Regions from separate parts of the Homo sapiens genome. Here region 1 is linked to region 2. A link is an interaction called in ENCODE POLR2A ChIA-PET data of the cell type or tissue named here. Cell type or tissue: PC-9. All regions are shown on one strand. Region 1 overlaps PAFAH1B1 (platelet activating factor acetylhydrolase 1b regulatory subunit 1). Region 2 has its middle 10 kb from the start of RAP1GAP2.

Region 1 (5,000 bases), 130 kb before region 2:
TCAGCCTCCCAAGTAGCTGGGATTACAGGTGTCCACCGCCGTGCCCGGCTAATATTGTATTTTTAGTAGAGCTGAGGTTTCACCATGTTGGCCAGGCTGGTCTCAAACTCCTGACCTCAAGTGATCCACCCACCTCAGTCTCCCAAAGTGGTGGGATTACAGGCGTGAGCTACCACGCCTGGCCAAGAATGTTGAATTTGATCAGATGTTTTTAGGTAAACATTGAGATCTCCATAATGTACCATTCTGATTCACTTGGTCCAGCTCAGCTCCCTGCCTAGGTAATACTTACTATTTCCTTTAAGTCCTCGCATCTCGCCTTTATAAAAAGATTCTTCCATTCAGTCTCATTTCTCTCGTCTTTGAATTAAATTTCATAGACTTCAGTAGCTTTTATTTTGCTCCTCAGATAGGTTTACAAGATCCTAGGAGGCAAGGGACCATATATAACTTAACCTTCTTTTATATTCCTTGGTATAAAACTGGAAATAACAAGCACTCATCCCTTCTTCCTCTTTCCTTTTTTCTTTACATGTTTTATAGTGAAATTTTGCTTTACATTTTAAAAATATAAATGTTTCAAACTATTCAATACATGACAGTTGTATTGTGTATCTTTCCTATTGTACAACCTGACTTTGCCTTATGAGTTTTTGAAATAATGCAAAATATTTTTATAGGAATATATCCTGAGTGGATCTCACAGTTGTAAATTATGCTGAACAACTAAGGCAAAATCTCCTCCTCTCTGGAAACGTAGCTGACCTCTGGCCTGTAGCAGGCCATGCAGTTTTTTTCTAAGTGTCAGTCAATAATATAGTAACTTTAAAACAACATAATTAGGAGTTCAGCTGGGTTAGTGTGACATTCTCTCTCCCTCTCCCCCAACCCCCTTTCTCTCTTAGACCTTTAAGTATTTTAGTTTTCAGTAATGTTATTTTTCTTAACAGGTTAAAAGGGTAAAGAGGGAAACACAGATAAATAAGGGTGGAGGCTGAAAACAACTGTTTAGTGACTGCCCTCTGTTTTGTGTTTCCATTACTCAAGAAATTTAATCGAAATACGAGAATGAACAGTAATGCATATTTTTTGTTTATTTATTTGGTTTTGCTTTTTAAAAAGTGCAGTGTGATATACTTAACTGGTAGATCATTTTTGGCTTTTGTTGCAACTGTGGGCTGGAGGGTATATCAGGATGTCATCTGAGACCCAGCCGTCTGATGAAAAGAAATGGAATCGAGCAGGCTAGTATACTGGGTACAGGGTTCTTTTTGCTTGATGGGGAAGATAAAGGTCCACTCACCCTGCATTGCCTGAATTACATTCTTCTTCACTTTGTCTCTGCCATGGATAAGGTCTCATTATAACCTCTTGCTGAACTTGTACTTGTCCTAAGACTGGTAGTAGTTAAATCCTGAACTACCTTTTGGAAGTAGTTATCTTAGAATGTGATGGTGAAGGATGGTAATGGCAATCAATTTGTCAGACAGATTTCTTAGGGTACGTGAGGTTGGAGAAGTATAAGACCTATGGCCAGGAACTCATCACATCTGTGCTGCCCTTTCCCTGAAGAGTCAGTAGGGTATTGTAGCATAAAAGTTTAGGAAGTCTTGGCTGGACACAGTGGCTCACACCTGTAATCCCAGCACTTTGGGCCAAGGTGGACGAATCACTTGAGATCATGAATTCAAGACCACCCTGGCCAACATGGCAAAACCCCGTCTCTACTAAAAATACAAAAATTAGCTGGGCCTAATGGCACGTGCCTGTAGTCTCAGCTTCTCAGGAGGCTGAGGCAGGAGAATCGCTTGAACCCAGGAGGGGGAGGTTGCAGTGAGCCGAGATTGCCACACTGCAGCCTGGATGACAGAATAAGACTCCGTTTCAAAAAAAAAAAGGCCAGGTACAGTGGCCCACGCCTGTTATCCCAGCACTTTGGGAGGCCAAGGCGGGCGGATCACAAGGTCAAGAGATCGAGACCATCCTTGCCAATATGGTGAAACCCCGTCTCTGCTAAAAATGCAAAAATTAGCTGGGCATGGTGGCACACGCCTGTAGTCCCAGCTACTCGGGAGGCTGAGCCAGGAGAATCGTGAGGTTGTGGTGAGCTGAGATTGTGCCACTGCATTCCAGCCTGGCGACAGAGTGAGACTGCCTCGCCAAAAAAAAAAAAAAAAAAAAAGGAAGCCTTGGCTGGGCGTGGTGGCTGATGACTGTAATCCCAGCACTGGGAGGCCAAGGCAGTCAGGTCACATGAGGCCAGGAGTTTGAGACCAGCCTAGCCAACACAGTGAAACCCCGTCTCCACTAAAAATATTAAAAAAAAAATTAGCTGGGCATGGTGGTGCTCACCTGTAATCCCAGCTACTCAGGAGGCTGAGGCATGAGAATCACTTGAACTCAGGAAACAGGCTTCAGTGAGCCGAGATCATGCCACTGCACTCCAGCCTGGGTGACAGAGTGAGACTCCGTTTCAAAAAAAAATTAGGAAGCCTTGTTACCTGTTTGAGACTTGATTGATATCCTGTGGCTGCAGCTTAGGGAATGATCCCCTGTATATCTCTGCCCTGGAAATAAATTTTAATCACATTCTCTCCCAAGACTATATAGTTTCATCTTGTTATCTAAAACAGTATAGCCCGGGGTGGTGTGAGAGATGTCTTTTGGAGGAGGGTACTAAGGATGACTCCATGTGTGCTTCTGGTGGTGTCATGCTTGATACTGCCTGGTCTTTTGTGTTACCTTCCCAGAGCCTTCAACAGCCCTGCAGACATCTCAGATTTGTTGGGCCCCTGGACCTTTTAGAGGAATGCATGTTATCTCCATTGCTGCCCTGAATATGCAAGCTTAGCCTTTTCAGTGTATCTTTTTTTTTTTTTAATTTTTATTTTACTTTAAGTTCCGGGATACATGTGCAGAATGTGCAGGTTTGTTACATAGGTAAATGTGTGCCATGGTGGTTTGCTGCACCTATCAAGTCATCACCTAGGTTTTAAGCTCCACACGCATTAGCTATTTGTCCTGATGCTCTCCCTCCCCTCAACCCCCACCCCCACCAACAGGCCCGGGTGTGTGTTGTTCCCCTCCCTGTGGTCCATGTGTTCTCATTGTTCAACTCCCAGTTATGCGTGAGAGCATGCGGTGCTTGGTTTTCTGTTCCTGTGTTAGTCTGCTGAGGATGGTGGCTTCTAGCTTCATCCATGTCGCCACAAAGGACATGATCTCATTCCTTTTTATGGCTGCATAGTATTCCATGGTGTATGTGTACCACATTTTCTTTATCCAGTCTGTCATTGATAGGCATTTGGGTTGGTTCCATGTCTTTGCTGTTGTAAATAGTGCTGCAGTAAACATGTGTGCATGTGTCTTTATAGCAAAATGATTTATATTCCTTTGGGTATATACCCAGTAATGGGATTGCTGGGTCAAATGGTATTTCTGCTTCTAGATTCTTGAGGAATCACCACACTATCTTCCATGATGGTTGAACTAATTTATATTCCCACCAATCGTGTAAAAGCATTCCTATTTCTCCACAGCCTTGCCAGCATCTTTCGTTTCTTGACTTTATAATAATCGCCATTCTGACTGGTGTGAGATAGTATCTCATTGTGGTTTTGATTTGCATTTCTCTAATGATCAGTGATGTTGAGCTTTTTTTCATATGTTTTTTGGCCACATAAATGTCTTCTTTTGAGAAGTGTCTGTTCATATCCTTTGCCCACTTTTTGATGGTTTTTTTTTCCCGTTCTGTAGGTTGCATGTTCACTCTGATGATAGTTTATTTTGCTGTGCAGAAACTCTTGAGTTTAATTAGATCCCACTTGTCAATTTTAGCTTTTGATGCAGTTGCTTTTGGCATTTTCATCAAGAAATCTTTGCCCATGCCTGAATGGTATTGCCTAGGTTTTCTTCTAGGATTTTTATGGTTTTGGGTTTTACATGTAAGTCTTTAATCCATCTTGACTTATTTTTTGTATAAGGTGTAAGGAAGGGGTCCAGTTTCAGTTTTCTGCATATGGCTAACCAGTTTTTTGAGCACCATTTATTAATTAAGGAATCCTTTCCCCATTGCTTGTTTTTGTCAGGTTTGTTGAAGATCAGATGTTTGTAGATATGTGGTGTTATTTCTGAGGTCTCTGTTCTGTTCCCTTGGTCTGTGTGTCTGTTTTGGTACCAGTAGCATGCTGTTTTGGTTACTGTAGCCTTGTAGTATAGTTTGAAGTCAGGTAGTACGTGTGATGCCTCCAGCTTTGTTCTTTTTGCTTAGGATTGTCCTGGCTATTAGTGTATCTCTTTAAATGGGTCTAGTAAGAAAACATCTCAGTTCATCAGCCTTTGACTTAACCTTGTTTTTTCTTCATATGAGCAATGAAATTAAAATGGTTACGGAACTCTTAGAACTTTTTCATTCTTAGAATGCTAGAGTATACAGTTTGTAAAATACTATTATTGGCCAGGCGTGGTGGCTCATGTCTGTAATCCCAGCACTCTGGGAGGCTGACGTGATGAAACCCCATCTCTACAAAAAAATACAAAAAATTAGCTGGGCGTGGTGGTGGGTGCCTATAATCCCAGCTACTCAGGAGGCTGAGGCAGGAGAATTGCTTGAACCCAGGAGGCGGAGGTTGCAGTGAGCCGAGCTTGCGCCATTGCGCTCCAGCCTGGAGGAGACTCCATCTCAAAAAAAAAAAAAAAAAAAAAAATCTTATGGGTGGTATTGATGAGGTGTTATGACTAGTATTACAGCTGCAGAAATTACCCTAGGGGATAAAAACAAATGAAAAGAATGTAGGAAGTCAGCTAAAGTGCTTAAAATCGAATGCTGGCATTTTCATAAACTTGTAATAGTTTAGAAAATAATTTCATTCGTTATGTTTGTAATAGTTTGATATTTAAGCCTAGGCTGTGTCTAGCTTAGGATCTGTTTGCTCATGGATAAAAGTCCTTCATCTCAGTTTTGATTTTAACCATTTTCTTTTTTATTTTTCTTAACCATT
Region 2 (5,000 bases):
AAGGTCTAGGGGCTGAAGCCATCTGAAGGCTTAGTCGCTCACACGTCTGGCGTTTCTTGCTGGCTGTTGGCTTTGGGTCAGTTCCTCTGCACATGGGCCTCTCTATGTGCTGTCTCCACATGCTAGATTGGGCTTCCTCCCAGCATGGTGGCTGAGCTAAGGGACAAGCATGCCCAGAAAGAGAGCCAGGTGGAAGCTATTTCACTTTTTATTTTATTTGTTTATTTATTGAGATGGAGTCTTGCTCTGTTGCCCAGGGTGGAATGCAGTGGCGCAATCTCGGCTCACTGCAACCTCTACCTCCCGGGTTTAAGTGATTCTCTTGTCTCAGCCTCCCAAGTAGCTGAGACTACAGGTCCATGCCACCACGCCAGGCTAATTTTTTGTATTTTTAGTAGAGACGAGGGTTTCACTGTGTTAGCCAGGATGGTCTCGAATTCCTGACCTTGTGATCTGTCCTCCTCGGCCTCCCAAAGTGCTGGGATTACAGGCGTGAGCCACCACGCCTGGCCTATTTTTATTTATTTAGAGACAGAGTCTCGCTCTGTCGCCCAGGCTGGAGTACAGTGGCGTGATCTCGGCTCACTGCGACCTCCATCTCCCGGACTCAAGCGATTCTCCTGCCTCAGCCTCCCAAATAGCTGGGACTACAGGTGCCTGCCATGACACCTGGCTAATTTTTGTATTTTTAGTAGAGACAGGGTCTTGCCATGTTAGCCAGGCTGGTCTTGAACTCCTGACCTCAAGTGATCCGCCCGACTCGGCATCCCAAAGTGCTGGGATTACAGGCGTGAGCCACCGCGCCCGGCCAGCAGTTTATTCTTTTAGCAGCAGCTACACTTTTGCTCACTGATCCCCTGGCCACAGGTGAGGCTTGGGTCTGTCCCCAGATCCCCGCCTACTCTCATGTAGTCCAGGAGGCATCTTACTGTGCAGAGCCCTGCTGAGGGTGGGGCCCGTAATGAGAGAAGGGGGAACTTGAATGGGAAAGGCCTTTTCTGTCCCAGTTTATTATCTCATTACAGGTCAGCCCTGCTCCCTTCAAGGGGCCTGGGACACATGTTGCTGATGGAGATACCATGAGGGTGGGGCTCAGGCAGAATTGCTCTGGGCTTGGGGCTGGGATGAACCCCACCAGACCCCCATCTTTATCCAGGAAAAATCAAGATGGTGAGGCCTGAACATGCTGTGTTTGAGCTGAGGGAGCTCTCCGCTTCTCCCTGTCCCTGCCGCCTGCTTCCACCTGAGTCACTGTTCATCTGCCTGCGGCATCATCCCCCTGCGGCATCATCCCCCTGCCTCGCTTGCTGGCCTCAGGGAGGAATCTCAGGGTTTGCTCCTTGTGGCCCAGGTTAGGGCTGCTCCTGAGCAGAGCGTTGGCAGGGGGCCCAGGAAGAATCTGGGGGTTTGCACGAGCCCAGCCTGGCAGTGTCTCCCATCTAACGCAGCCCTCATTTAGGGCCTGCTCTCCTCTGAGCCTTCCCTGAAGGAATGGCAGAAGGGCTCAAAGGGGGACTCTGGGTTTGAATTCTGTCACCTTCCAGCCCTGTTAAGGAAGGAGACCACTGCTCCTCCTGCTGCCCTCCTGCCCCCACCTTGCCTAGTTCACAAGATAGGAGGAGAGAAAAAGCAAAAAGTTGGAAAAAAAAAAAAAGTAAGATAAATAGCCAGACAACCTTGGCACCACCACCCGGCCCTAGGAGTTAAAAAAAGTGATAATTATAACATCAACCCCTGACCTAAACTACTTTTGTTATCTGTAAATTCCAGACACTGTATGAAAAAAGCATTGTGAAACTTTTTGTTCTGTTAGCTGATGCATGTAGCTCCCAGTCACATTTCCCACGCTTGCTTGATGTATCACGACCTTTTCACGTGGACCCCTTTAAGTTGTAAGCCTTTAAAAAGGCCAAGAATTTCTTTTTCGGGAAGCTCGGTTCTTAAGACGCGAGTCTGCCGATGCTCCCGGCCGAATAAAAACCTCTTCCTTCTTTAATCCGGTGTCTGAGGAGTTTTGTCTGTGGCTCGTCCTGCTACACTGTGACCTTGGACGAGTCTCTTAACCTCTCTGAGGCTCCAGTTACTTACCAGGAGGGAGACTGTGGTATGGTAAAGATGAAAGGAAGTAAAAAGTATGACTTTTTTTTTTTTTTTTTTTTAGACAGAGATTTGCTCTTGTTGCCCAGGCTGGAGTGCAGTGGTCAGATCTCGGCTCACCGCAACCTCCACCTCCCGGGTTCAAGCGATTCTCCTGCCTCAGCCTCCTGCGTAGCTGGGATTACAGGCATGTGCCACCATGCCTGGCTAATTTTGTATTTTTAGGAGAGACGGGGTTTCACCATGTTGGCCAGGCTGATCTCGAACTCCTGACCTCAGGTGATCCGTCCGCCTCGGCCTCCCACAGTGCTGGGATTACAGGCGTGAGCCACCGCGCCCAGCCTGGAGTTATTCTTTACAGATGAAAAACCTGAGGCAGAGGGAGTTTAAGTGGTTTCCTCACAGCTACATTTAATGTCAGGACTGGGGCTGGAATCCGTGTGTTCTGACACCAGGTGGTGGTTGCTTATCTTTTGCAGGAGGAGGATTTCCCCCTCCCTTCAACCCCTTCCGCCAGAGGGCAACATGGCTGCCATCCTAGAAACAAGCCCAGGAAGACGCTCCCTTTCCTCCTCGCACCACCCAAGCTTGCCTGCAGAGGGCGCAAACGCCCACCTTCTGGCCGGTCCTGGGAGGCGCCAGGTGCCCCGCCTTAGCAGGGGAGGGCGGGAGTGACCCAGCTGGGTGGGTGTGGGCAGAGTTGGCTGTGTGTTCTCCTTTAGTGAGAAGCTCCTTCAGACAGCCCCCACGGTCCAAGCCTTTCTTTTCTTTTTTTTTCTTCAATTTTTTTTTTTTTTAATGTTTTGCGATGGAGTCTCACTCTGTTGCCCAGGCTGGAGTGCAGTGGCGTGGTCTCGGGCTCACTGCACCCTCTGCCTCCCGGATTCAAGCGACTCTCCTGCCCCAGTCTCCTGAGTAGCTGGGATTACAGGCAGGTGCCACCATGCCCGGCTAATTTTTGTAGTGTTTAGTAGAGACGGGGTTTCACCATCTTGGCAGGGCTGGTCTCAAACTCCTGACCTCAAGTGATCCACCCACCTTGGCTTCCCAAACTGCTGGGATTACAGGCGTGAGCCATCGCTCCCAGCCTTTTTTTTTTTTTTTTTTTTTTTGAGATGGAGTCTCGCTCTGTCCCCAGGCTGGTGCGCAGGGGCGCGATCTCTGCTCACTGCAACCTCCGCTTCCCGGGTTCAAGCCATTCTCCTGCCCCAGCCTCCCAAATAGCTGGGGTTATAGGCGCATGCCACCATACCTGGCTAGTTTTGTAGTTTTTAGTAGAGACAGGGTTTTACCATGTTGGCCAGGCTGGTCTCGAACTCCTGACCTCAAGTGATCCACCCCACCATGGCCTCCAAAGTGCTGGGATTACAGGTGTGAGCCACCATGCCCAGCTTTGGTTTTTTTTTTTTTTTCTTTTTTTTTTTCGAGACAGAGTCTTGCTTTTTGGCCACACTGGAGTGCAGTGGTCTTTACTGCAGCCCCAACCTCCTGGGCTCAAGTGATCCTTCCACATCAGCCTTCTAGGTAGCTGGGAATACAGGTGCACAGCACCATGCCTGGCTAATTTAAAAAAATTTTTGTACAGATGGGGTCTTACTATGTTGCTGGGACTGGTCACAAACTCCTGGGCTCAAGCAATCCCCCTGCCTTGGCCTCCCAAAGTGCTAGGATGACAGGTGTGAGTCACCACACGCTGAGCCTGTTTTTTTGTTTTGTTTTGTTTTTTTTGAGATGGAGTCTTGCTCTGTCGCCCAGGCTGGAGTGCAGTGGCGCCATCTCAGCTCACTGCAAGCTGCCTCTCCCAGGTTCACGCAATTCTCCTGCCTCAGCCTCCCGAGTAGCTGGGAATACAGGCGCATGCCGCCACACCTGGCTAAGTTTTTGTATTTTCAGTAGAGATGGGGTTTCACCATGTTGGCCAGGATGGTTTCAATCTCCTGACCTCGTGATCTGCCCGCCTCGGCCTCCCAAAGTACTGGGATTACAGGCATGAGCCACCGCGCCCAGCCTGTGCCTGTTTTTTAAAACTTGAACTTTTAGCATATCTTCATATATTAACATATATTAAGTGCTACCTCGTTATTTTCAGTGGCTAGATAGTATTCCATTGTACGCTTATTCTGCAATGTAGTTAATCCTCAGTTGATGATCATTTAGATTATTTTTTGAATTTGCTATTATAATGATATGATTAACATCTGTATACATAGATCTTGTCAAGTGGTATGAGTTAACCTGTGCAATAAATTTCTAAAAACAAAATTGTTGGCATAAAGGGTATGTGCACTTAAACAATTTTGATAGAGTGTATTAGTCAGGGCTTTGCAGAGAAATAGAACTAATAGGAAATATATACATATGTATATAGGGGTGTGTGTGTATGTGTGTGTGTGTTTAGATTTATTATGAGGGATTGGTTCATGCAATTTTGTGGGGTTTTTTTGTTTGTTTGCTTTGAGATAGAGACTGGCTCTGTTGCCCAGGCAGGAGTGCAGTGGCACAATCTCAGCTCACTGCAACCTCTACCTCCCTGATTCAAGCAGTTCTCCTGCCTCAGCCTCCTGAGTAGCTGGGATTACAGGTGCCCGCCACCATGCCCAGATTTTTTTTTGTATTTTTAGTAGAGACGTGGGTTTCACCATGTTGATCACACTGGTCTCGAACTCCTGACCTCAAGTGATCCACCTGCCTTGGCCTCCCAAAGTGCTGGGATTACTGAGCCCCAGCCAGGCATGAGCCACTGCACCCCATCAGGTTAATGCAATTTTGGAGGCCGAGAAGTCCCATGATTTGCCGTCTATTAGCTGGGGATCCAGGAAAGCTGGTGGTATGTTCTAGTCCAAGTCCTAAGGCACAAGAACGAGGAGCGTTGATAGCTGAGGGCAGGAGAAGGCGGGTTCTCA

The links. Peaks named below come from ENCODE experiments on the same cell type or tissue, not always from the same donor. Only the 100,000 strongest peaks of a DNase experiment are listed, where the experiment ranks them.
Region 1: POLR2A ChIA-PET joins it to region 2 with 5 read pairs; 1 of 35 experiments calls an interaction of 5 or more read pairs at or near these places.

Annotation. Positions count from the first base shown.
Region 1 is chr17:2,657,360-2,662,359 of GRCh38, forward strand. All of the region lies in intron 2 of PAFAH1B1 (platelet activating factor acetylhydrolase 1b regulatory subunit 1), which reads left to right. Among named protein-coding and RNA genes, the nearest start is that of MIR6776, 33 kb to the right of the region's middle. RefSeq lists an enhancer at 1,684-2,185. In PC-9, no CTCF peak of the experiment used is centred here; a DNase peak (open chromatin) is centred at 2,182.
Region 2 is chr17:2,783,761-2,788,760 of GRCh38, forward strand. It overlaps a transcript of RAP1GAP2 not described here. Among named protein-coding and RNA genes, the nearest start is that of RAP1GAP2, 10 kb to the right of the region's middle. In PC-9, CTCF peaks have their summits at 2,697 (motif pointing right) and 2,897; a DNase peak (open chromatin) is centred at 2,701; H3K27me3 peaks cover 322 bases.